Linked DNA regions of Mus musculus: regions 2 and 3 are each linked to region 1. The links are chromatin loops, found by intact Hi-C in ENCODE. Cell type or tissue: left cerebral cortex. All regions are shown on one strand.

Region 1 (8,000 bases):
TGCTCCTAGCCGCGGGAACCTGGGGGGAGGCAGGACCCGAACAACTCAAAGATGCGAACCAGAATTCCCTTAACAAACCCGAGTGTGGGCCCACCAGTGTGTGTGTTTTGTGTGTGTGTGTGTGTGTGTGTGTGTGTGTGTGTGTGTGTGTGTGTGAGGGAGAGAGAGAGAGAGAGAGTGAGAGAGAGGGAGAGAGAGAGAGAAGAATCTGACTCACACCCAACTGTCTTACCTGCAATATTGTTTGCGCGTCTGTAAGTCTGGCTGTAGAATGAAAGAGAAACTGCCCTGTCCAACCAAGCTCCCTACACCAACCCTTCCCTCCCAGTCTATTTTATAATGCGACGCAAGGTTACAGAGTCCGCGCGAAAACTGCTTTCTCAGTTCCCCTCTGACCCTGCGTCTCTAGCAAGCTAGATTTCTTGTGGCCGAATGTCTTCGGGCTGCTGCTTCCCGTCTCTGGCACCGCGTCTCCGGCGTCTCTAAAGCCGGGTTTCCTAGGTCGTCCTCCCGGAGAAGTCCCGCGCTCTGCCCGCCTGTGCCCGGCCTGCGGCAGAGCGGCTCGAGCGTCAGGGCGGGCGCTAGGACCGGGCGGAGCGGGGCGGCCGCCGCGCTACCTTAAACCCGGCCCAATGCCGCCGCCTGCGCCACTCTGCGCGCCGGCGGGGGCTGCGCAGGAGGAGCGCTCCGCGGCCACGGCGCTGCGCGGCCCGCGCGGCGACACCTGTTCGCGGCAGCCCGGGCAGCACGCGAGCTCCGGGACGCGGTCCTCGCCCGCCGCTTGCCGCTCGCCTCACTGCAAGCCGCTGGACCTCCGCAGAGCCTCTGCAGCGTTCTGGATACTAGCTTTGGACGCCGAAAGTTTTTTCCCCCTTCTTTTTGTTATATTATCTTTATTTTTTGGAGGAGGGACTGGGAGGAGAGATTTGTCGCCGCCGCCAACGTGAGATTTTTTTTTTCCCCTTGAAGGATTCATGCTGATGTCTGCAGAGTCGGTTAGAGAGTAAAAACAGCGCATGCCTTTCTGGAGTCAGGATCCGTAAATTCTGACGTAGCCCGAGCATCTTAAAAATCCCTGTAATATCGCCCAGGCACTTACGTTGCTATGGTCATTCTGATCTCTAAGCAAATGGAGAAACTACGGATTTTTTTCCCTTATTACGGTCGGATGGGATGAAGACCTTTCTGCCTGCTGAGAGTCGAGGCTCCATATGTAGCGATGCATAGCTGTGTTGATCAATGTCAGTGTGTGAGTATAAAGTGGTGGCTTCTTAGACTATCAGTGGTTTGACCTTGAACCTGTGCCAGAGAAACAGCCGATTACTTTTATTTATGCATCGGATGGATTGAAGAAAAGAACCCTTTTTCCCTCTCTGTCTGCAACTGCGGCAAGGGAGGGGAGTTGGATATACCTCGCCTAGTGTCTCCTGGTTGATACCATCATTATTGTTTATTCTTGTGCTTAAAAGCCGAGTCCTCTGATGGCTCCCTTAGGTGAAGTTGGGAGCTATTTCGGTGTGCAGGACGCGGTACCGTTCGGGAACGTACCGGTGTTGCCGGTGGACAGTCCGGTGTTGCTAAGTGACCACCTGGGTCAGTCCGAAGCAGGGGGGCTGCCCCGGGGCCCCGCAGTCACGGACTTGGATCATTTAAAGGGGATTCTCAGGCGGAGGCAGCTGTACTGCAGGACTGGATTTCATTTAGAGATCTTCCCCAACGGTACTATCCAGGGAACCAGGAAAGACCACAGCCGCTTCGGTAGGTATGCCTTTAACCCCTCACTGTCCACGCGCTGACACGGTCAGATTATTAACTACCAGAAAGGTGGTGGTTAGGCGGGGATGCTCGAAGGGCTATATTCTCATATTCATAACCCCTGCCCCCCACATCTTTGAGTATCTTGCCAGCCCAGGGAGGGGAAAAAGCCTCCGGAATTGCAGATCTGCGTCTGGCATTGGTGCAACTTCACCCTCAGAAGGCCCTTCTTTTCTTTTTCTTCTTCTTTATTTTTCTTAAAGGAGGGTGTGTGAGTGTGAGTATGAATATAACCCAAAGCCCAAGTTTTTTCATTTGATATGTGAGACGATAAGGTTTAAGAAGTTTCTTTTTAAACGGACCCATTTCCATTAGTTTAAAGCTTTAACCACTAAGAACTTTAAACTGCATCCAGTTTCCTGTAGGTAGCTGGTATCTTGCTCAAATTAAGTTTTTTTTTCTCCCTTCCCTTTTCCTCTAATAAGCATTCTGCCTGAATTGTAAATTAAGCGTGTCGTTTATTCCCGGTGGCTGGTCTGAAATCTCTCAGGCAAAGATTGCTGGGTGATCTGGGGGAAGCACTGAAGTCGTGTTTTAGATCCGAAACATCCGGGGCAGAAGCCCCTGGGGAAACTGACCCGAGTGGGGGCGGAAATCCCACTAGGGGTGCCGGCTCTTCCATCCGTTGGTTCCCAACCTCCGCTTTTTAATTTCCACAGCGTGTAGCCTTGTGTGGGTTTCCTGAGTGGCTTTCTGGTGTGAGTGTTTGCGTGCGCTTGCAAAAGCTGCAGGCTCATTTTAAAGGGCATTCCGAAGATTTCACGTTCCGAGCAGGGTACTTGTGACTCAGCACCGAAGGCTGCAGACTCAGGTGGGGACTCTGCCCACTTTCGTGCCTCCACACACGTGCCTGGCGGGGCACCTTCAGTGGTGCAGTGCTAAGTCAGCGAACACAGTTCTGCCTGGCGTTGGGGCGGGGGCGGGGTGTGTGGAATCTAGGTTTTTCCCCTTATTTAAAAAAAAGAAAAAATAAATCCACAGTTTGGGCAACCAGACTGTTGGAAGGAGTTAACTCCTGAGTGAACCCACCTGACAACACTTAGACTAGGTCGTAAAACCAAGTCCTGTGGTGATTTTTCTTCCTCATGCCTTAATGCCAGATGTTGAACGAAATCTAAACTAGGTGTTTAGCTTCATGGTCTGTGGATGTTGCCGGGAGGTGAGGAGGGTCCAGGCCTGGATGAAGATAGTCTAGATTCTTGAGGCCCAGGGTTTCCCCCTTGGCTCACTACTGAGGCTGGGCTCAAAAGTGAACCCAGTCAATTTTCCCCACTTGACTTGTGTCCCCCTCGCTGCTTAAAAACAGAAAGTGTAGCTCATTGCTGCGATTATTCCTTCGAATGCTAACCTGATTAACCTAACTATCTTCCCACCACCCCGTAAGTAAACGCCGCTGCTGCCTGCCTGTCGCTAGGGAAGACTAAACTTTACTGGAGTGCTTGTCTAGTTGGCCACCTTAAGGACTGCTACGGAGCCGGGTTTCTGGAGCAAGCCAAGCAGCGGGAGGCCGGTGGCGGCGGGGATCGAGTGTCCTAGGGTTCAGGGCAGCCAGCTTGATGCCCGGGCAGCCCGCTTGATGCCCGGGGCAGCTGGAGCCCGGTCCTCCCGCGCTCCGGGCCGGCAGGTGCGGGCTCAGCCCCCGGCCCCGCGTCGCTCTCGTTCCGCGCGGTCCTAAGAGCGCTCGGGTTCTAACTCCCTTTCCACGGTGCTCCTGTGCGCCCCTCCGTACTGCGGGGACCGCTGGGGTTCAGGGGAGGGAGGACAGGGACCGACACCTTTCTGGTCGCGTGTCGGGTGTCCGACTTTTCTTTTTTGCCCCTGTCCAGTCCCCTTGCTTTCTCTTTGTGTGTGAGTGCGGGTCTGGTGGCGCTGACAGCCGCCGCCCGAGGAAGCGCGGTGGTGGTGTGCGGTGTGGGAACCGCTGGAGGTGCGCACCGCAGCCGGAGAGTTGGTGGCGGGGACGAGGACAGACTGGAGGTTGGAACTGAGCTTTGCGGTCTCACGCAGGGTCACCCCCTTCTTTCTGAAGCGCGCAGCAGGGTTTGGGAGAGTCCTAGGGCTCCGCTGGGTCTGGGAGGTGGGTCGGGGGCCCCTGGCCAGGCGAGGCCACAGTAGCAGGGGTGGGGGTGGGGGTGACAAAGGGCCTCGCAGGCGGTGCAGGGGGTGGCATGCTATTGTTAACCACTAGCCTAGGGAAGGCATCCGGATCTAGTCTCACAGGAGCAGAAGGCCGGCTGCACTCGGAGCGCAGGGCTGCAGGGGCGCTGCGGCCAGCCAAAGCCACCTTTATTGTGTGCATTTCCCGGTCCCAACCCGGGGTGCTTCAGAACTGGGCCCAGGTCACTGGATAGCCCTCACACTTCGGACCCCTCCACGTACCTTCGCCCCCACCTCCCAGCTTTTCTTTCTTTCTTTTTAAAAATGCAGTAGTCACCTTTAAGATAGGACGTTTGCCACGCGCACTTGATACATCAGATACTGAGTATCTGTGCTAGGATGCAAGGGCGGGGAGCGCGCGCGTTCAGGGGTCAGCGAAGAAGGACTGCAGGTACCGCCCGCCGCAGAACCCAGACTATCAAACAAAAAGCCCCAACCTCCTCACCCCGCCCCGATCCTAGAGGTTGGAGAATGTGTCGCCAAGGAAGTGACATCTCTACTTTCTGGTTCCGCACAGTGTGTGTGTGTGTGTGTGTGGGGGGGGGGGGTGTTGGTAGGAGGGAAGCGGAAGCCCCGGCCCATGCTGGGGACCCCCCAGTGCAAGTATAGCAGGTCGGCCCGGTGTCTGCCGCGGGGGGAAGGGCGCGCCTGGTTCTTGGCGGTGCCACTCACCCTCGTTCGGATGGAGCTGAGTGGGCGGCTGTGCGCAGTGGGGGTGGGGAAGGAGGGTTATTTAAGTCTTTCATCCGGTTGCAGTGAGAAGCGGGCCCCCGGGGTGACAGCAGTGCCGCGGTCTCCCGCTGCTGCTTCTGCGGCAGGTCCCAATATTAGCAACCTCTGCAGCGCCGTGCGTGTGCCGGGAGCCTCCGCGCCCTGCCTCCTCAGCCCCGCCCGCAGGGAGTTACGGCGGCGCTAGGACCTGGCGGCCCGGAGCCAGGCGGGGCGGAGGGGCTGCGGGGCGCACCTGGCGCCCGCGCCACTGCCGCTTCACCTTCCACCCCCTCCCCGCAGCCATGGCCTCCGCGCCTCCTTGGCTCCTCCCGGGGGACTTCGACTTCTCCCTGGGTTTTAGAGTAGCTGTAGGTGGGGTGGGTTTACACCTCGATTAAAATAGAAGGTGCGTTTTCTACCTGAAAAGGAAAGGCAGAAGGAAACGTGCTGGGCCAATGCTTTCTGCCGCCCCTGAGCCGCCGCAGGTGACTGCCGCTGCTGGCAAGCTCGGCGGGGCAAGGCTGCGGCCCGGGCCGGGGATGTGGGGGTGCGGGAATCTCAGCGCTGTTGGGGCTGCAGCCGGGCCGGGGAGTTGAAGGTGGGACCTTGAGGAGCCCTTTGTTTTTCCTTGGGGGTGATGGGAGCTGGGAGGAAGGGACCATGGGGTCCTGTCTCTGAGTGATGATCTGGGAAGCAAGTGTGAGTTTTTCACTTGGAAGGGCTTTCTGGCCTTGATAGCTGTTAAGACAATGAACAAAAATAAAGTAGGCAGTGCAGAGTAATGAAAAAAAGTGAACGCTGGGCCTGTGGAAGCTGAAGCAGGCCTACCTGCTGGCCTCAGGGGTGGTGACTCAAGAGGCATTAGAACCCTAGATTGACACTACTGCTGGTAAGCCATTTGAGGGGCAGGACCTGGCCTGTTAAAGGAGTAGGGTTTCAGATGCTGGTGGTACTAGGTGGGAGAAAGATACTGGCGTGATTAAAATAATAATAATAAAACAAAGTTAAACCTTATTTTCAGGGTTTTGCAGAAAAAGACAAAATTCAACTCTTTGTGCCTTGGCTTTTCAGTACTGTACAGAGAAAAGCCTTCATAATTCAGAGCGGCCTTTGAACTTACTGCAGAAAGCTTGGATATCCATTCAACTGCTACTTCCTAAGGGAACCTAGTTTTGTTCAAGCTGGTTCAGGTATTCCTAGACCCCCTGGAGCCCCAGGTGGCTAGTGTGCATAATCAGGAAGCTGTGGAAGAGAGGGGCTCAATCACCCCTTCCACCCTCTTTTGAAACAGGGTCTTAAGTAGCACAGGCTAGCCCCGAACTACTAGTCCACCTTTCCACAGCCCCCAGATGCTGGGATTACAGGCCAATATCACCATGTTCAGTTTCACCTTTGTCTTTTGACAGCCTCATGCGGTATTTCTCTGTAGAATCTGGACCGTTTCTTTTCTTCGCCCCATTTCTTCTCACTTCCTCCTAAGTCTCTTCACTTTCCTGTTTCTTCTTCAACATAGTCACCGGAGTAACCCTGATGCCCAGGCTAGCCTGGAACTGTTGAGCTAAGCTCCTTCTGCCTTAGTTTGTGGAGTTGCTGGACCACTGGCTACTCCACTGTGCTGTTGCATATTAATCTTTGATAACTGCATATATTTATACAATGAATTTTGATCATATCTACCTCTTATTTCCCTCTTCCGACTTGCCCCGGAAGCTTTCCACAGGTCCCATAACTTCATGGTGGGGGCTGTGGCTGCTGCCTCCTTTTTCTCTTTCTGAGTCTAGTTAGTCACACACACACTCTTGGAGATGGGGCTATCTAATGAAACCTGGGCAACCTATCAGCAGCCACACCCTCAAAGAAAAATGGCTCTTGCTCCATTAGCACTGTCAACTGGCCAAGTCCCCACAGGTGTGGGAGGTTACAAAGCCTTTCTCTCATCCATGCTGGGGCATTGACTGGCTTGATCCTGTGCAAGTCTTGGGCATGTAACCTTAGTTGTTACTAGTTCTTGAGTGTGACAGCCATGTTTTGTCTCACAGTGCACCTCGTAGTCTTCTGCTCTGATATTTTTTTCTACCCTCTTTTTCCAGGTGTTCTCTGAACTTTGGAGAAGGTGGCGGTGATATAGATGTCCCTCCCCTTTAGGGATGAGCATCCATAGTCACTTATTCTAAGCAATTTAATTAGGAGTCTCCCAGTTTCAGTTAACAGTTTCCCATTGCAAAAAAGAAGCCTTGGTTAGAAACCAAAGTGAGAGGAAGTACAGACATGACTATTTAAAAGGCAACTTGACAACAGGATAGTTTAGCAAAATCACCACAGCAGATTCTACCCCAGGGCCTGTGAAAGTGCCAGTCACAGGCTTTTGACTAGGTTTACAGTATCAGGTGTGAATTCTCTCCTGTGAATCATGCCTTAAGTCCAAGCAGAGAGAAGTTGGTTATTCCTATAATGGTTATACCACTATTGTGCTCGTGGGATCATCTTACCTGGCAGGTCTGTAGTAGTGTAGCATAGAGGGCGATACCATTGATAATTCTTCTCCAGTGGTCTGTATGACCCCTTTTATCATCATGAAAACTAGCCAGTAGAATAGAAGTTTCCTGGTTGGTTTGAGGTTGAATTCTCTATGTCCTGTAGCCAAATTGTAAGATTCTATGATCTCGTTATGGTGGTCAACGAAGCCGACAATACTGGCTTTGTATGTTTTTGTTGTTTGATCTGAAGAGGGCACGGGTTAGAGCTTCTGTCTGTCAGCTCTCCTATTTCCTATGGCTGGCTTTAGAGGTGAGGCACAGCATAAGTGGATTCTAGGAGGGTGGACTAACATGTGGTTAATGACACAGGGGTTAATGAGACTGGGAGGAGGGAGACCTAATCTGGGACTGTTCCAGAAGAAGTGTGTGACCATTTGCCTTATCAGCCTCTACGAGACCCTGAGTGGTCCTTATAGAAATGGTTCTTTATGGAGGAAGTGAAAGGATCTGCAACCCAATTACTATTCCTTACTGTGGCCTTTCTGAGCCTATGCCATCTAGGTTGTGTGTGCTAGGAGAGAGAGGCCAAAATGTTGGTTTTAGGCTAACCCATTATTCTCCTTTTCCTCTTTCCTTCTTTTTATTCTTCTTTTTCTTCTCTCCTTGATCTTGAAACATCCCATCTCTATAGAAGAGTCTCGCAGGTTGTCATTGATCTAGTATTGTCCATATTGGTTACTCAGCTTCACACAGGTCAACAGATTAGTGTAAGGAGTGCTCTGACCTCACGGCAGTTGGAGGCACTTGCTTGGCACCAGCTGAGGACTTGACCTGCTGGAG
Region 2 (8,000 bases), 76 kb before region 1:
TTCATATCAAATATTTAAACACAATACAATGAACAATATAGTAATTTGATACACACTAAAAAATGATGGTAGAAACACAGTAGATTTGTTTGTTTTTTGTTTTTGGTTCTTAAACCACTATGTTTCTGTAAGAGCAGAAATCTTTGTATGTATAGTAAAAAAAAAGCCACTGCAATTCATTATACACAATTGTCTGGAAATAAAGCCAAAGTGTTCAGACCCTGGATACTGTGTGTTTAGAACAAGGTTCCAGGGAAGTTACATATAACACCAGTGAGTACTGCTACAAACACCTGCGATGCAGTGTGTTTTATGTTTGGTTTCCCCCTCATTGGGTGCTTAGAACCTTTTATTCTTGGCTTTTGCTTTTCTTTTCTATAATCCCACACCCAGTTATGGCCTCATATGCAAGCTAGTATGAGGGCGCCACCCGCAGTTAAGCAGCTGCTCTAGTGTGCCTTGTTTGTACTCCTAATTAGATAAGTTTAAATCACTGGGTACTGGAAACAAAGTTACCTCTTCTACCTAGAATGCTTCCTGTGGGACTGGGGGTGAGGGTGAGGGTGAGGGTGGAGGTTCCAGTGGTAGGTGTCCAAGACTACAGAACTCCTGCAATGGCTTCCTATAGTCCTTAAGATAAGAAGTCCCACTAATATGGCTTAGGTGATTTAATGACACTCCAGGTCCCTGCACACACTGGTCTCATAGCTCACACTTTTGCTGAGTTAAACTTTCTTGTAGATCTCTGAGCAGATATTCCAATTACCTACACTCTCTTTCTGCCAAATGACTCCCAAGCAGCTCCAGGATGACCATTTATTTCTCATCCCTTCAGGAAACCAGGAGTGTGTTGGGTGCTCTTCTAGGACCCTTCAACGGCAGCCAGCATTACAATATTGGATTAAAATTGCCCTCTGCTGTTAGACTTAAGTAAGCTGCCTTTCTAACACTCCTTGTGCATGCCTTGGTACACAGGACTTCAATAGTTATGATGGAAAGATGGGTTACAACCTGCCAGCTGCTTTATAATCTGGATGTCTACTGCTGACCCACACAAACCACCACAGGGGGAAAAAGAAAAGAGCAGGGCACCATTAACACAAGCTCTCCATTTTTATTGGAAAAGTCATTTTGTGTGATGAATGAAAATGAAAGCTAGTCTCATTATTATACTAGATCCACATATATGCAGTAAATAAACATAAAAGAAAGCTGTATGCACTCATGTGACCAAACGGTGTCCAAGGATTAATAGGTGCCCCTTTTAGGAAAATACATTCAAATTACTGCCCTAGAGGGGGAGATTTCAAAACACAGTAATGCTGACTGCAGTAGTTCTCAGCCACTGTAGAGGAAGGGATGCTCACTGTAGGAGTGAAAGTAGAAAAGCCGGGGTTTCAATTAGTCCAAAGAGCAGACCAAGCCGACTTGTGTCAACAGAACTTAGAAAACAATTGATAATGAGTTTGGGTTTCTTTAGTTAGGTGGAAGGTTAAAAAGAAAATGAGCAGGCTAAGTGAGGAAACGCTCAAAATACCACATTGGTGTGAATGATAAGCTGAAGTTACTAATTTAAAGGGAAACAGGCTAGAAGGGAGCCAGAACACAAAGGAAACCAGAGAAAAATCTTAGAACTCAAAGGAGGTGAAATCAGCTTATAAACTGTGGAGGGAATGTGGGTGGGAATTAAATTTGGTTCCTAGATAGTGAGTGAGTCACTGGCTGAAGTTTTTTGAGTTAATAACAAGTCATGGATTGTGACTAAGGTGGCTCTATATTACAAAAATTTAAATGTGGGGGGCTGGGATGTAGTTCAGTAGTAGAACACTTGCCTACTATATTGGAAACTCAACACCAGCAAAAAACAAAACAAAACAAAACAAAACATGAGTTTATTATCCTAGGCACTAGTAGTTTTGGATGTTAAAGTAAATACCACAGGGGGACTAACCTAAGGTTCTGGATAGGATGGAATTGAATATGCAAACAGAAAAACCAATAATGAACAATAAATTTGGTTGACATAGAATGAACAAAAATGTTGGGGCTGGAGAGATGGCTCAGTGGTTAAGGGCTCTTGCTGCTCTTATAGAGGGCCCAGGTTCAGTTCCCAGCACTCTTGTGGTCCCTTAGGATCACCTGTAACTCTAGTTCTAGGGGCCCAATGCAAGCTTATGGCATTTGGGCATCAGGTCTGCATTCAGTGTACACACATACACGCAGGCAAAACACTCATACATATAAAATGAAAACAAATCACAGAAAACATTAAAAAGTAGTCTATAATGCTTGTGTAGCTTTTTCCACCTCTGATGTGGTGTGAGGTTGGAGTCAATGTTTGTATAAACTGTTCAATAATCAAACAGTTACCAACCTTTAATCTGTAAGGTATGCTTTTCTTTTTGTTGTATTTTAATGCTTGAGTTTTCCCACTAGAACTAGGTAACAGAAACCTAGCAAATAAGGAAAATAAAAAACTGCTTTTAATTTTAAAAACCCTAAAACCCAAAACACTGAAATGCCTCTCTCTATAAAAATCTTAGAGAGTACATTCAAACTTTCCAAGGTTTTACAAGACCGGGTTCATCTTGAAGTAGGGTACTTAACATTTGCATCCTGACAGCTCAGGTTTAGGAAAACTTGTTTTGCCGCGTAGGCGGGGTCCACTAAAACATTACGGTTTCGACTTATGTAACAGCTGTCATTGGAATTGATAAAATCTGCAACTATCAGCTGTTTAACTTTTAGAGTTGATATTCTCTAGACTGGGGGGGTGTGTGGCTCACACAGTAGGTCGACGCCACCCTTTTCAACAAAGAAGCGACCAGGGAACTCTTTAACGATGCAGGCTAACTAAGGGGTGCCCAGCCCCCGCAAACGTCAAGGACCCTTCTCCATCCACCAGGTGGGCAGAGGCGTGCCCCAGCCACGCCCACACGCATCCCGGGCGGGGCCTCCCGCCGCCTCCTCCCGGAACCCCCCAGGCCCTCCAGGCTCGTGCCAGGCGCCTAGGGTCTCCTGTGCCTCCGCCCCCCTCCCAGGGGTGCCTGAGGGCGGGGCCGGGCTGAGCCGTACCTGCGCCGACACCGTTCGGGAGCCCTCGCGCGCGGCTGCTTTCACGCGGCCGTGATGCCATGCCGCTCCTGCGCCTGCCAGGGCTACCCCGGCCACAGCCGCTGCGAGAGGGCCGCGAGTCGGCACAGCTCGTCGGCCGGCCGCGAGCCCGCGCCGCAGCCTTCCGCCCCAGGCCGCCAGCCAAGCGCTTCTTCCCGCAGCCGCCGCCATCTTTGCGGAAGCGCCCGAGCGTCGCGCCCCGCCCTCACCGTCTGTTGCCCGAGAACAGAGTTGGGCTCTCGCGAGAGCTCATCACCCTCCACCGTGCTCTGCGCGTGTGTTGCTAGGTGTGGCTGCTTCCTCGACGTTCAAGCGTGGTTTTGAGGTGACCCTCGGCTCCGGTGACAGTTTCCAAGGCAAAGGACATGAGTTAGCTGGTTAACTGTCCTAACAGGTCAGGTCACCACTGTGGGCCAAGAAGGGGCTGCAGGGATGGCTCAGGGGTGAAGGGTGCTTGCTGCCCTTCCAGAGCACCACAGCTGGATTCCGGAGACTTAAGGCCACAGATAAGTCCAGCTCCAGGGCATCCAGCGCCCCCTTCTGGTCTCTACCCCCCCCCCCCCATGAAATTAGACTAAAGGAAGGGTAATAGATTCTGGGTGGAATATATTGGACAAACTAGATTAAGAATAGGGACTAAGAAGGGTGTTGATGATAAATGCGGAATCAAATTAGATTTAGCATGGTTTTTCAGTCGATAGACTTAAACATAGCATCTTTAGCTCTCTCGGGAAAGCCTATGTCAGTCGTAAGTGGGCACATTTAGAGCTGGAGAGGGAAACACTTCTAACAGTAAGCGGCAGAGGGTGCTGGGTATAACCACTGTGGGTGTTGATGCAACAGTAGAATTTCATCCTCAAAGAGGCTAGGGTAAGGGGCTGAAAATATTGACGATATTATATTTGCCCCAAATGTCACATGTCTGATTATAGTGAGTCACTTGAGACAGTTGGTTCAGTGGATAAAGGCACTTCATGCCAAGCCTGCCTACCTGAGTTAGAAGTCAGAGAAGAGAGTCCTATAAGTTGTTTTCTGACCTCTGGTCTGCGCAGTGAGTTCCAGGCCACCCATAACTACATAGTGAAATCCTGTGTCAAAAGGAAAAAAGGAAAGAATATGTGTACATGCTCACCCTTACAGATCTCCGTTTTTTATAGCTAAATGCCCTTTATATTTATTTATCAAGACTCATTTTTTATGTGTATGCCTCTGTGTATTTATGCCACATATGGGTGGGTGCCCCCAGAGTCCAGAAGAGGGTGTTGTAGCTGGAGATAGAGGCAGTTGTGATCAGCCTGATATGGGTGCTGAGAATGGACCTCTGGTGCTCTGGTAGAGCAGAGAACACTCTTAACTGATGAGCTGTCTACTCAGCCCCTAAAATTTGGTGTTTGAATGAAGTAAAATGTACAGGACGTTAGCATTTTGACAACATTTGCATGTACAGGTCAGTGCTGTCAGGCCCTATGCATGGCATTTAGCAACAGCCATTATTTTTCTTTGGATTTTTTTTTTTTTTTTGTAATCTTTCAAAGCTGGCCAACACTTTTCAAGGGCCTATCTCTGTTTGTCTGCTCCTCCCGAGCGCCTGGTCTTTCATTTCTGTTAAACAATATCTGATCCAGACTTCTGACAATGATTTTCTTCAGATCTCCCAGACAAAGCCACTGTATTGTAAACAGTTGCTATTTATTGTATGTTTCCTTTACATTTTGTTCTTACAAAATATTGACTCGTAGCTGTGATCCCACATGGGACTAACAGTAGGTGCACACCTGCTCCATGCCCCTGTCACCAGCCCCCTCTTCCCTCCCCCGCTCATCTTCTCTATGGCAGATGTGGAACACGACCTCAGGGCTGGATGTTCTTTTGGTGGTAGAAAGGATTTCATCCTGGCAGAAAGCTTGGCTTCTGTAGCCTGGGGTCCTCAATTCTTCCTTACCGCTACTGAGTAAACTTAACCTTCCCCTTGTTCAACCTCTGACCTGGCCTCAGACTTAGAACCTTTACTTGGGTGTGTATCAGTTTGATGCCCATGTCAGAGGTGCCAGAACTCCTGATGTACAACAATGGCCATTTCGATGGGTTAACGAAATAAAAATAAAGAAATAGTGAAAGCTGCCATACCAAGTCTAATTTGAGAAGTTAGAGGAAGCCACCTGGATTGTTATTATCCTTTCTTAGTCTGTGCTTGCTCCACCCCAGCCAGTATGTTCTAACGTGAAGTCAGAACTTTCTCACTTTGTCCCAGGTGCCAAAACCTTTCCACCGTGCCTTCCTAGCAGGGAAGTAAGCAGACTTACTGTGCATAGACCTCTCAGCCAGGCCTTACTGTTTGTGTTCCGGCCCTGCCACTGACATCACTGTGATTTAGGGCACCGAGGCTCAGTTTCCCATCTGTAAACAGCCCTCTCAATTTCAGATGGGAAATGAAATGGGATAACTTAGAGGAAGTGATTAGCCAAATGCCTGGCACATGGTGCACTCTCGACAGATGGGAATTCATCTTCCTTAAGATTTGGCTTTCTCCTGCTCCATCATCACAAATGAGCTTGACTACATGCCCATGATCCCAGATCACTAACCCATGTTAATCCGCCCAGACTTCCTGCCTTTTTGTATCTCACCTGATGTGTTTCTGCAGGCTTATTCGCACGGCTGCTAGATTTACTGGATCTTGACATGCATACTGTTGTTCTGGATTGCTGATGTGTGGTTGGTTTCTGACTCTTACGTGTTGAGACACAGTGGATATCTTATCTTATAGCTTAGTCTCACTTTCCAGAAGCGTCTTCTTTATCTGCTTCAAGCTGTCTAATTTGCATAGTTCCACCACCTACTTATTGGAGTCCATATCTACTACTCTGTCATGGCCCCAAGTCCGAGATAGGTGCATACTCCTGTTACATCACTCAACATATTTAAAACATCCTTCCCCCCACAGTTTGACATCCTCATAGTCGAGAATGTCTTTTGTTTTTCTGGCACCTAACAGTGTCCAGCACACACTAGACATTCAGTTAACATATGTGGATAAATGAGTGGGTATGAAAACCACTGGTGAGATGTTGGGGAAATCATTTCTCAGTCTGGGGAGACATGCAGACAGTCTATTGCTCTTTTGCTCTAATTATTTTTTCAAAACAAAAGCCTGGTTAGATTTGCAGATTTTACTTTAAGGTGGAAATCTTTGACCTTACTTGGAAAACTGCTTTGTAATTAATTTGTTTTCATGTTCCAGGTCCAGCTCCCTAAAGCTTCTAGTTAAGAATTAATGGATTCAAACTTTACTTTTGCAGAGGAAACCAAGTCTTTTAATAGACCCGATCTCTAGCCAGCTAACCATTCTAAGTATGAACTGTCCCTGGCAGCTGCTGACTATATTGGTCTTTTGGGGCCCTGGCTTTGTTCATTTCTTCATCCCCAGCTATAGAAAAAGCCCTGAGCTGGGGTGTATTTTCAACCCTGCAGTTTATAAACCAGTCCCCAAATAAGGAACTGCTGCTGCTTCAGCTGTAACACCCAGTCTGTTTTAAAATGATAATTGGAGAGAAACAGAATGGTACCATGGATGGTTTGAAAATATTGTTCTCAACTCACTCACTCGGGGCTCTTTCTCTGGGGAAGGGACAAAAGTGATATGGCAGAAAAGACTATCACGGGTACGCTTTGCTCCTGCCACTGGCAAGGCTAGGCAGATTCTACAATAGTGCCAGATGGCCCTTTACCATTGGGCTGCATGCAGAGGAAGGGTGAGGGGTAAAATGTAAGGTGACTACATAGAGTGTATGTTTATGAGGCTTGCAGTAGAAGGGCTGGGTTGGAGTTGACCTAAGTGGGTGGGGTGGGATGGACAGGATGCAACAGTTTCCACAGTGTGTACATTCATGTGCTACTTAAAAATTCCACAGATCTGACTGAGGACTGGAGAGAGAGCTAAGTGATGAAGAGCACTGGACACTTTTGCAAAGGACCTGGGTTCAATTTGCAGCACCTGCATGATGGCTCACACAATTCTATCATGGCAGTCCTTCTGACCTCTGCAGGCACAGCATACATGTGGTACCCAGACATACATACAAGCAAAACACCCATAAGCAAAAATACACCCCCAAGTTAAAAATATGACACATTCCTAAAGGCAGTTCCACTGTCTGAGTCTCCTGAATACTGGCAGTACAGACTTGTGCCACCATGCTCAATGCCATTACCAGCTTAAATGACCATGGCTGTACATGTGGCCTCTGAAGTCCGAAGTGTTTTCCTGCTGCACATGGCCCTCTTGGAAAGAGTTGTCAGCCCTCTTGACCGTGAGCACCTCGGACTGTGGCCTTGTGTCCTCTCACAGCCCTGAGGCTGACCTCTGCAGCGCACACTTTTCACCCCATGCCTGTCTGCTGCCTGCCCAGGCCACATTGACTTTTCTCACCAGTGACTTTCTGTAAATTATCTTCCTAACTCCTGACAGCTGGTAATGTAACTTCCTATGAATTGCTGGTCCTGAACAGAGAAACCAACCAGTTCTAACTGAGGAGGGCATTGTACTTGTGTAACATCTTACAAGAAACTATGAAGTCAAGTGTTGCTTTGATCTTAGCATGCTCGGGATGAATAAAGATTATGATCGGATTCTGCAAGACTGTTTACTGTTGCATTACAGAAGAATGTGCATTAAGATTGATTATCTTTGGTGGAGGAGAAAAATACGGGGGATTCTTAAAAGATAAGTAAAGAGGTCGGGCTCAGTCCAATGTTAATGGAGAAACCAGTCCTTGAATGGACGTTATAAAGAACCATTGCTTAGAATAGTTGGAGGTTGAACTATGTTTATGGTAGATAATTGGGTGGTGGAGGGTATGATTCACTCCCAGAGGCCCTAGATGAGT
Region 3 (8,000 bases), 130 kb after region 1:
ACAAAAATCAAATATCAGAATAGGACAAAACAAAATCAATCAAACAAACAAAACACCCCAACAACAATAACAATGACAATGACAACAACAATAGCATCCCCAAGAACAGAAGAAAAGAGTGCAAGGAAAGGCGTATGAAGCAGATAATAAATGTAGAGACCCACCTGTCTGCATACTCAGGAATCCCTAAAAGGACACTATTCCTACCTCCTCTTTTCAGGGTCCCCTGAGCCCTAAGGGGAAGGATTTGATAGAGACATCTCATATAGAGCTGACTGTTTCAAGGTCTTTCTCTCTCTCTTTGGGTGTCTAATGACTGGTTTTGGGTCTCTGTATTTGTTCCCATCTGCTGCAGGAGGACACTTCTCTCATGATGGTTGATCAGGCAATGATCTATGAGTATAGCAGAACATCATTAAGAGTCATTTTATTGTTACTTTAAAAAAAAAGAATACTAGTGTTTCATTTATCCTAGGTCCCTGGACTCGATAGTCTCATGTTCTTGGTCATCAAGTGTCAGGTATAGATTGCATCTCCTGGAGTGGGCCTTAAGTCAAAACCGGTTGATTATACCCATAAGCTTTGTGCCACCATAGGCTTAGCATATCTTGTAGGTAAGACACCATTGTTGATCCAAGGTTTTGTGGCCTGGTTTGGTGTTTATGTTTCTCCTTTGGTAGCATGTAGAATACCTTCCTGTGCCAAAGATAATAGAATGTAGGGGTGAATATTCTATGTAGGCACCAGCTCGATGTCTTCATGTTCAACGAGTTGTGTAGGTGTTGTCTCCAGAAATGGGGCTCTTGCCATTAGTTTTCAGAGGGTAAACTATATAGTCTTGACAATAGCCTGGGTTGTTTGGGGGTTCCTACAGGTTGTGGGTTTATGTCTGGGTCTTCAATTCAAGTCTATTGATCAACATGTCAAGTTTGTGCCAGGATCATACTGTTTTTATTACTATAGCTCTGTAGTACAATTTGGGATTAAGGATTGTAATGCAGTTCTTTTATTATTCAGGATTGTTCTTTTTCTCTGTCTCTGTCTCTGTCTCTGTCTCTGTCTCTGTCTCTGTCTCTGTCTCTGTTTCTCTCTCTCTCTCTCTCTCTCTCTCTCTCTCTCTGTGTGTGTGTGTGTGTGTGTGTGTAATTTTTCCCTCTATGATGTACTGGTATGGGATTATTTATTTCCCTTGTTTTCTTGGGTGTGGTTAATCTCCTTAATTTAACCTTCTTGCACCTTCTGTACAGATGGATTTGTAGATAGATATTTCCATCTGTGATGATTGAAAGTTTTGCTGGGTCTAATAGTCTGGGCTTTTATTATTACTTTGTATGTTTCAATATTCTTTCTGTATCCTGTATATTTACTGTTTTGATTATTATATGCGGAGGGGAATTTCTTTCCTGGTCCGGTCTATTTTGTGTTCTGCATGCTTCTTGTACTTTGAGAAAAAGTATTTCTCCTTCCTTAGGTTAGGAAAATTTTCTTCTATGGTTTTGTTGAAAATAATTTCTGCTCTTTTGACCTATGTTTCATTTCTTTCCTTTATTCCTATTATTCCTAGATTTTGTCTTTTCATAATGCCCCAGAGTTCCTGGATGTTCTGTCCCTGAATTTTTAGATTTAACATTTTCTTTGACTGAGGTATCCGTGTTTCTTCAATCTTGTCTTTAATGCCCAAGACAATGTCCTCCATTTCTTGTATTCTGTGGGTGAGACTTGCTCTGAGATTTCTGTTTGAGTTCCTAAATTTTTTTATTTCCAGATTTTCCCCAGCTTGGGTTTCCTTTATTGATTTTATTTCCATCTTCAGATTTTGAACTGTTTTATCCACTTCCTTCCACTACTTGCTGATATTCTCATAAATTTCTTTAAGGATTTCACTCATTTCCTTTTTAGACACTGCTTTCATATCACTAAAGACTGTTTTAAAGTCATTGTCTTGTGCTTCAGCTCTGTTGCAATTCTCTCTTCCTCTTTTTATAAAGAGGATATTTTTTCTAAAAGGATTTATTTATTGTTATATGTAAGTATACTGTAGCTGTCTTCAGACACACCAGAAAAGGGCATCAGATCTAAGTACAGATGGTTGTGAGCCACCATGTGGTTGCTGGGATTTGAACTCAAGACCTTCAGAAGAGCAGTCAGTGCTCTTAACCACTGAGCCATCTCTCCAGCCCTCTGTTGCAATTCTTAATGTCTACTGTGGTAGGGTTTCTGGGCTCTAATAAAGTTGTGTTATCCTGGCTATTATTGATTGTGTTTTTATACTGGTATGTGAGTATCTGGGTTTGGGAAGATTGTAATTCTAGGTGCTGATATCTGGCCTTGTCTTTATTGTATGGGTGTTTTGTTTCTTGGTTTCTGTTACCCTCTCTAATTCTTTGGAAGGTGTGTTGGCTGTGTGTTGCCTAGTAGGGAATTCTCCTGGGATCCTGCTAGGTGTGGCCTCCATTGGTTCTCAGTAAAATGTGGGGATGGGCTAGGAGCAGGGACTGAGGAACCTGCAGGAGGAAGGAAAGCAGGGTGTTCCACCAAGATCTGTTTAATCCCCTGGGAATGGGGGCAGCAGTGTGTGAGGATAGGCCCTACATATAGTCTTCTACAGAGCTGGGGACTGGATATGGAGGAGAGTAGAGGGAGTGAAGACCTGAGGCTTGCCTACCTGCTTAGCTGGCCTACTTACTCCTCTGGTAGACTTGTTCCCAGGGAATGCCTGCTAGACTTGGGGGCTGGGATAACAGGATGAATGAAGAGGAAGGATGGAGGAGAAAAACTACATGGGGCCAGGCATAGCAGGTAGTCTGTTATAGAGCTGGGGGTGAGACTGGGGGGTCAATTTGGAGGGGAGAGAGAGAGAGAGAGAAGAAGAAGAAGAAGAAGAAGAAGAAGAAGAAGAAGAAGAAGAAGAAGAAGAAGAAGAAGAAGAAGAAGAAGAAGGGGGAGGAGGAGGAAGAGGAGGAGGAGGAGGAAGAGGAGGAGGAGGAAGAGGAGGAGGAGGAGGAGGAGGAGGAGGAGGAGGAGATCTGCAGTTAGGGTTTCTGTTTCTCTGGCCAGAGTGGCCTAAGGTCCCAAGGAATCTCCTGAGCGATCTTAACTAGCATTCTTCTTAGAGCAATTTTAAATGTTTGCATTAATTCTCCCTAGTCCTTCATCTTCCTCCTAGCAGTTCAGTTCCATCTTTTTTTCCTGTGTGGTAATTGCCAGGTATTGAAAGGCTGTGTGAATGTGTTATGAAACAAGACTTGTATTGTATGACTATTCTTATCTTGGATTTTCTTTTCTGCAGTGCCTTGAAAAATCTTTTTTTTTTCCCTCCTGTCAAGTCTCTGAAGGGATTTTCGCAGCTAATTTAGGATAATAAGGCATTTTCGCTGTTCTGCAGCTTTTCTTTTTAGGAATAATACATATATATTTCAGTAGCTTCTATTTAAGTTTGCCTAAACTGAATGAAAATGTTCACACGGTTTTTTAAGGCATCAATGCATCTGCATGTGTGTATAGCTCTGTGCACCGCCCACCCATCCTCCCAGGGATGGCACTGCTCAGCCCAGACTCCTGCACAAAACAGCACTTCACGGGCCTTTGGCTTTGATGCCTCTGTTGAAATTTAAGGGGATTTAGATGTTGGAGGTCAAAATACTGCCAAGGAAAATGTAAAGGCCATGATGTAATTGCTTGGTCAGAGGTCAGCTTTTTGACTAAACTGAAAGAGGCAGCTCTGTGCTTGGACAATAGTTTTCATGGTCATTTGAAATGAATATCTGTTAAGTGCCAGGGAAATGCCTTGGTCACCCTGAGACCAAAGAAAATGACTTCCAACATCGAATTCCTATTCTCTCTCCGCTCCCTATCTTCCTCCTTCCCTCCTCCCTCCCTCCTTCATTTCCTCCCTCCCACTTCCTCCCTCCCTCCCTGTCCATTCCTTGCTTTTGATCAAGTCTTACTGTGTGGCCAAGGCTAGTATTGAACTTCAGACCCTTATATCTCAGCTTTCTGCATGTTTCAATTATGTGCATGTGCCACCATGACAATCCTATGTGTTCTTTTGAAGAAACTTCACATATTATCACATCTCCTGTCTCTCCCATTTTTCACTTGCCTTGTGCAAGGTACAGCTTGGGATGTGGGAATTGTCCCATGTCACCCTCTCCTTTTTAAAAAAGATACTTTTGCCATGTGTGATGCTTAAATTTATGTGTCATATTGATTAGATTGAGAAGCCAAGGTACTTGGTTAAATGCTAGTATAGATCTTGCTGTGAAAGTATTTTGTTACTTGATTGACAGCTGTAGTCAGTGGACATTATATGACCTTTATAATGTGGCTGGCCTCATCAAATCAGTTGAAAAGTGTTAAGAGCAAGACCTGAGGATGCTGAGTGAAGATGGGATTTGGTCTCAAACCTACAGCATCAACTCTTGCCTGAGATTCCAGCCTTATAGTTGCCCCGTGGCTTTCAGACTAGCTGCTCCTGAGACCTGATAATCATGTGAGCTGATTTTAAACTAAATCCCTGATCCCTCACTGTGTGTATGTGTGTCTATGAGAAAGTGGGAAAAGGGAGAAGGAAGAAGGGAAGGAGGAGGAGAGAGGGACAGAGAGACAGAGAGAGAGAGGGAGAGAGAGAGGGGCAGGACTTTGCTGTGTTACCCAGGTTGGCCTCAAACTCTAAGACATCCTGCCTTACTTCCTGAGTGTGAAGATGACACCATGCCTGACATACCTTATCTTTCCTTCTGTCCATCCATCCATCCATCCATCCATCCATCCATCCACCCACCCACAATTTTGATCACACAGATGATTCCTTAACTAAGGCTTTTCCTGTATCTACAGTTTAATCCTGTGAGTTGACTTTTTTTGTTGTTTTTTTGTTTTGTTTTTCTCCAGACAGGGTTTCTCTGTGTAGCCCTGGCTGTCCTGGAACTCACTTTGTAGACAAGGCTGTCCTCGAACTCAGAAATCTGCCTGCCTCTGCCTCCCGAGTGCTGGGATTAAAGGTGTGCGCCACCACGCCTGGCGTGAGTTGACTTTTAAAACTAACCCTCTACCTATGTATTGGGTGGCAGACAATCTGGTCTATTGACTGACCCTTGACCCATATATCGTCTTATCTCTATCTGGCCACCACTTGCCTATTTTTCTGGAAAATCCAGGTACACCACATTTTAAATGTTCAGATACCCAGCCAAGTGCACTCTGATGATGTAGTAGACAAGTGCCGTCCATTAGTGTTCACTGTGTGGATGACTGCAAGTTACCTTTAAGTCTCTTCAGCAATGTGGGTGCCTTCTAAGTGGCCCAGATGGCTCCTCCTACTGGCTGTCTCCCTTTGTACTTGGCTCTGCCCTTCTTGTTTAGTTCTTAGAGGACTTGCCACAGGCAAAGAGCTGGCTTTCAAAAGTATAAGTCCCACTTACACTTTCTTTACCCTGTGTGGGTGACTATAAAATAGCTGGGCTTACATTTGGGGACATGAAGAAGGGGACTTCCTATTCAGACAGAGGGTTAGCTTGGCTAAGGTTCTGGTATGTATGTATGTGTGTGTGAGAGAGTGTGAGTTTATATGTGTAGGTTCACATAGGTCTCACTTTATCTCACTTTATAGCTTCAGTGGGAAACTCAAAGCCATCCTCCTGCGCCGGAGTCTCTTCAGGACTGGGATTATAGGGATGAACAATCACGGCTGCCATCATTGCTATTCTTCTTGTATCTGCTTACAGCCTGAGGTGGTTCATTTAATGAAATGATTTTTTTCAGAGTGACAGTTTGAAAACTTTCTCCAGATGTCTTTCTTATTAAATGAAGACATTTTAACAAACCATGAGCCTTAGAGACTTTGTAAGAAAGTGAATATGATAGCCTAGCTGACGGCCAGTCTCAGGAGGTGGCTGTTTCATGTTCTTAAGGGATGAGACTCAGAAGTGACTCAGTGAGGACCTTTTGGCACTAGCAGATGAAAAGAGTTTGAATGTTCTTTTGTACCAAAGGATGGTGAGATGGAAGAGTGTGGATGGGGAGGGGCTTCCTGGATAGAGCTTTGCTCTTAGGGTCTGGCCAGCTGCTCTGGAATACACAGATATGGCTTGAGTGCTCTGAAACCTTAGCCAAGGCAACCGTCTATCTGCACAGGAGAACTGAGATTCAACCACCGAAGAGTAAAGGGAGTTGATTGCGTAACAGTTTTGCTAAAAAAGGCAGTTAATGAAAATTAGGGTTTTTAGTTGGCTTCAGTGGTATTTGCTCTCCTGGGAATGTTAGGCATTTGCCATTTACTCTTGCCTTCTTCCCCCCACCTAGGTAGCTTCTGACCTGCTGGGCACACTGTCCTGTCAAACTCTCAACTCACTGAGCCATCTCCCTGCCACCGGAATGGTCTCTCCTTTGTGTGCATTTCTTTTGTAAATGTATGGCTGTTGACCCTTGGTTAATCCCTGCCCAGAGAGTGGGAAGCAGGAAGACCGGCAGGTGCCCTCATGGCTTCCTTCCTGCATGTCTTCCTGATGTGCTCCCAGTTTCTAGGAAGCAGAATGAGCCTCAACCTGGTTCATGTCCTTGATAAACGGGACTATCTCCTGGGAGCCTGTGCGAGTTTGGGAGTGGTCTTTTCTAAGTCCCAGTCCCACCTCCACTTGTGACCTTGAAAGGAATTAGGGACCCAGCTCCTTAGTGTTCCTACCTCTAAAATGTGACAAATAATGGCTACTGGGCAGAATATTAAACAGACAGAAATGAGAAGCTGTTTGGCTATTGGAAACTATCCTGTTAAACTGTCCACAGGACCCTCACCATTCAGCCATCTTGCCCACCCATCAGCGTAAAAGTTGATGGAAAGCTAAAATTATTATTTTTTTGCTATAGTCACTAGTATGATGAGAAAGGAAACATCTTTCAGATCTTCAGTGGAATTATGTTTGAGAGTCTTTTTCATTTGTGTCACCTTGGGGACCCGTAGTTCTAGAGGAGACCCCTTTAAACTCTGTCCACTTGATTTTATTACCATGGCAAGTAGAGCTACCTATTCTTAGGGAAAGGTAGAATTACTAGGTGTCTTGAGGGCAGTGCTGGCCACACTTGGTATTGCAGAAGAATTTGAAATGTGCTCTGAATAGTGAGATGACCCACTAGAATCTTAGAAAGCCAGCTTCTGGCTTTTCCTTACCACCTAGGGACTTTCAAGAAGGTGTTTGGATGAGGACATCCCTTGTCCCCTTGTCTCCTGTCTCCTTCAAGGCAATTTGCTTTCTTTGCCTTTTCACAGATGTATTTTGATGTTATTTTCCTCTGTAGTCACCCTCTGAATCCACAAGCATACATATATATGCACATACATATATTATGCATATATAATATTTAATACTTTTGGAGACAAGAATGCTAGGAGTATATGGCTATATCCTGCTTGATTTATGGCACACTTGTCAATTGAAAACAAAAACAACTTTATGACAACCTCCATCTGTAGTTAATGTCGTGATAGCAGTTTTATTTCAGGTAGTTGTTTGGAGACCATAGGGCAGATCTGTAACGCAACATGAATTGTGTATCTGGAATGAATCTTCCTTTGTTTCAATACATGCTCTTCAGTACAAAAGGTCATTTGTTTATGCAAATAGTATAAATGAAACAGGTACTAAAGAGGAAGCATTCAAGGTCATAAGCTATCTGGTCTCCTCCTTCAGGGTGGTCTCTTGAATGGTGACACCCCTTGTAGACTCAAGGAGAGTTGAGCTGTGTTGTGTTGTGTTGTGTTGATGGAGGTGGGCCAGAGCGAGGTAGCTATGGGAACCATATGGGGAAGGCCAGGGCCACTAAGACAGGGAGCACTGTTGAGTACTTCTGAGAAGTATGACTCATCTTTACATGGTCCTTGGAAGAAGATTCAATAAGTGACCCACTGTCTATATGGTGGTGACTATGTTAGCACTGACAATCCCCACTGCCTAGTGACTTGTGAGTGCTGTAACATCATGTCACAGTACATTACTGACCTGTGT

The links. Peaks named below come from ENCODE experiments on the same cell type or tissue, not always from the same donor. Only the 100,000 strongest peaks of a DNase experiment are listed, where the experiment ranks them.
Region 2: a loop joins it to region 1, with 14 times the contacts of the local background. A loop is called at or near these places in 2 of 42 quality-filtered maps.
Region 3: a loop joins it to region 1, with 10 times the contacts of the local background. A loop is called at or near these places in 6 of 42 quality-filtered maps.

What each region holds. Positions count from the first base shown.
Region 1 is chr14:58,071,575-58,079,574 of GRCm38, forward strand. It overlaps Fgf9 (fibroblast growth factor 9), which reads left to right and starts at 1,112. Exons shown (of 3, transcript NM_013518.4): 1 at 1,112-1,758. The coding sequence starts at 1,482. In left cerebral cortex, a CTCF peak has its summit at 4,064; DNase peaks (open chromatin) are centred at 672, 956, 1,670, 2,537 and 5 more places; H3K4me3 peaks cover 5,671 bases; H3K27ac peaks cover 4,325 bases.
Region 2 is chr14:57,995,955-58,003,954 of GRCm38, forward strand. Micu2 (mitochondrial calcium uptake 2) reads right to left here and starts at 3,308. Exons shown (of 12, transcript NM_028643.3): 1 at 3,076-3,308. The coding sequence starts at 3,285. 3110083C13Rik (RIKEN cDNA 3110083C13 gene) reads left to right here and starts at 3,358. Exons shown (of 2, transcript NR_166770.1): 1 at 3,358-3,508; 2 at 7,026-7,751. In left cerebral cortex, CTCF peaks have their summits at 3,614 (motif pointing left) and 3,814; DNase peaks (open chromatin) are centred at 1,665, 3,355, 5,613 and 6,647; H3K4me3 peaks cover 1,247 bases; H3K27ac peaks cover 885 bases.
Region 3 is chr14:58,199,561-58,207,560 of GRCm38, forward strand. No RefSeq gene overlaps it. Among named protein-coding and RNA genes, the nearest start is that of Gm33321, 97 kb to the right of the region's middle. In left cerebral cortex, a CTCF peak has its summit at 7,069; a DNase peak (open chromatin) is centred at 3,450; H3K27ac peaks cover 240 bases.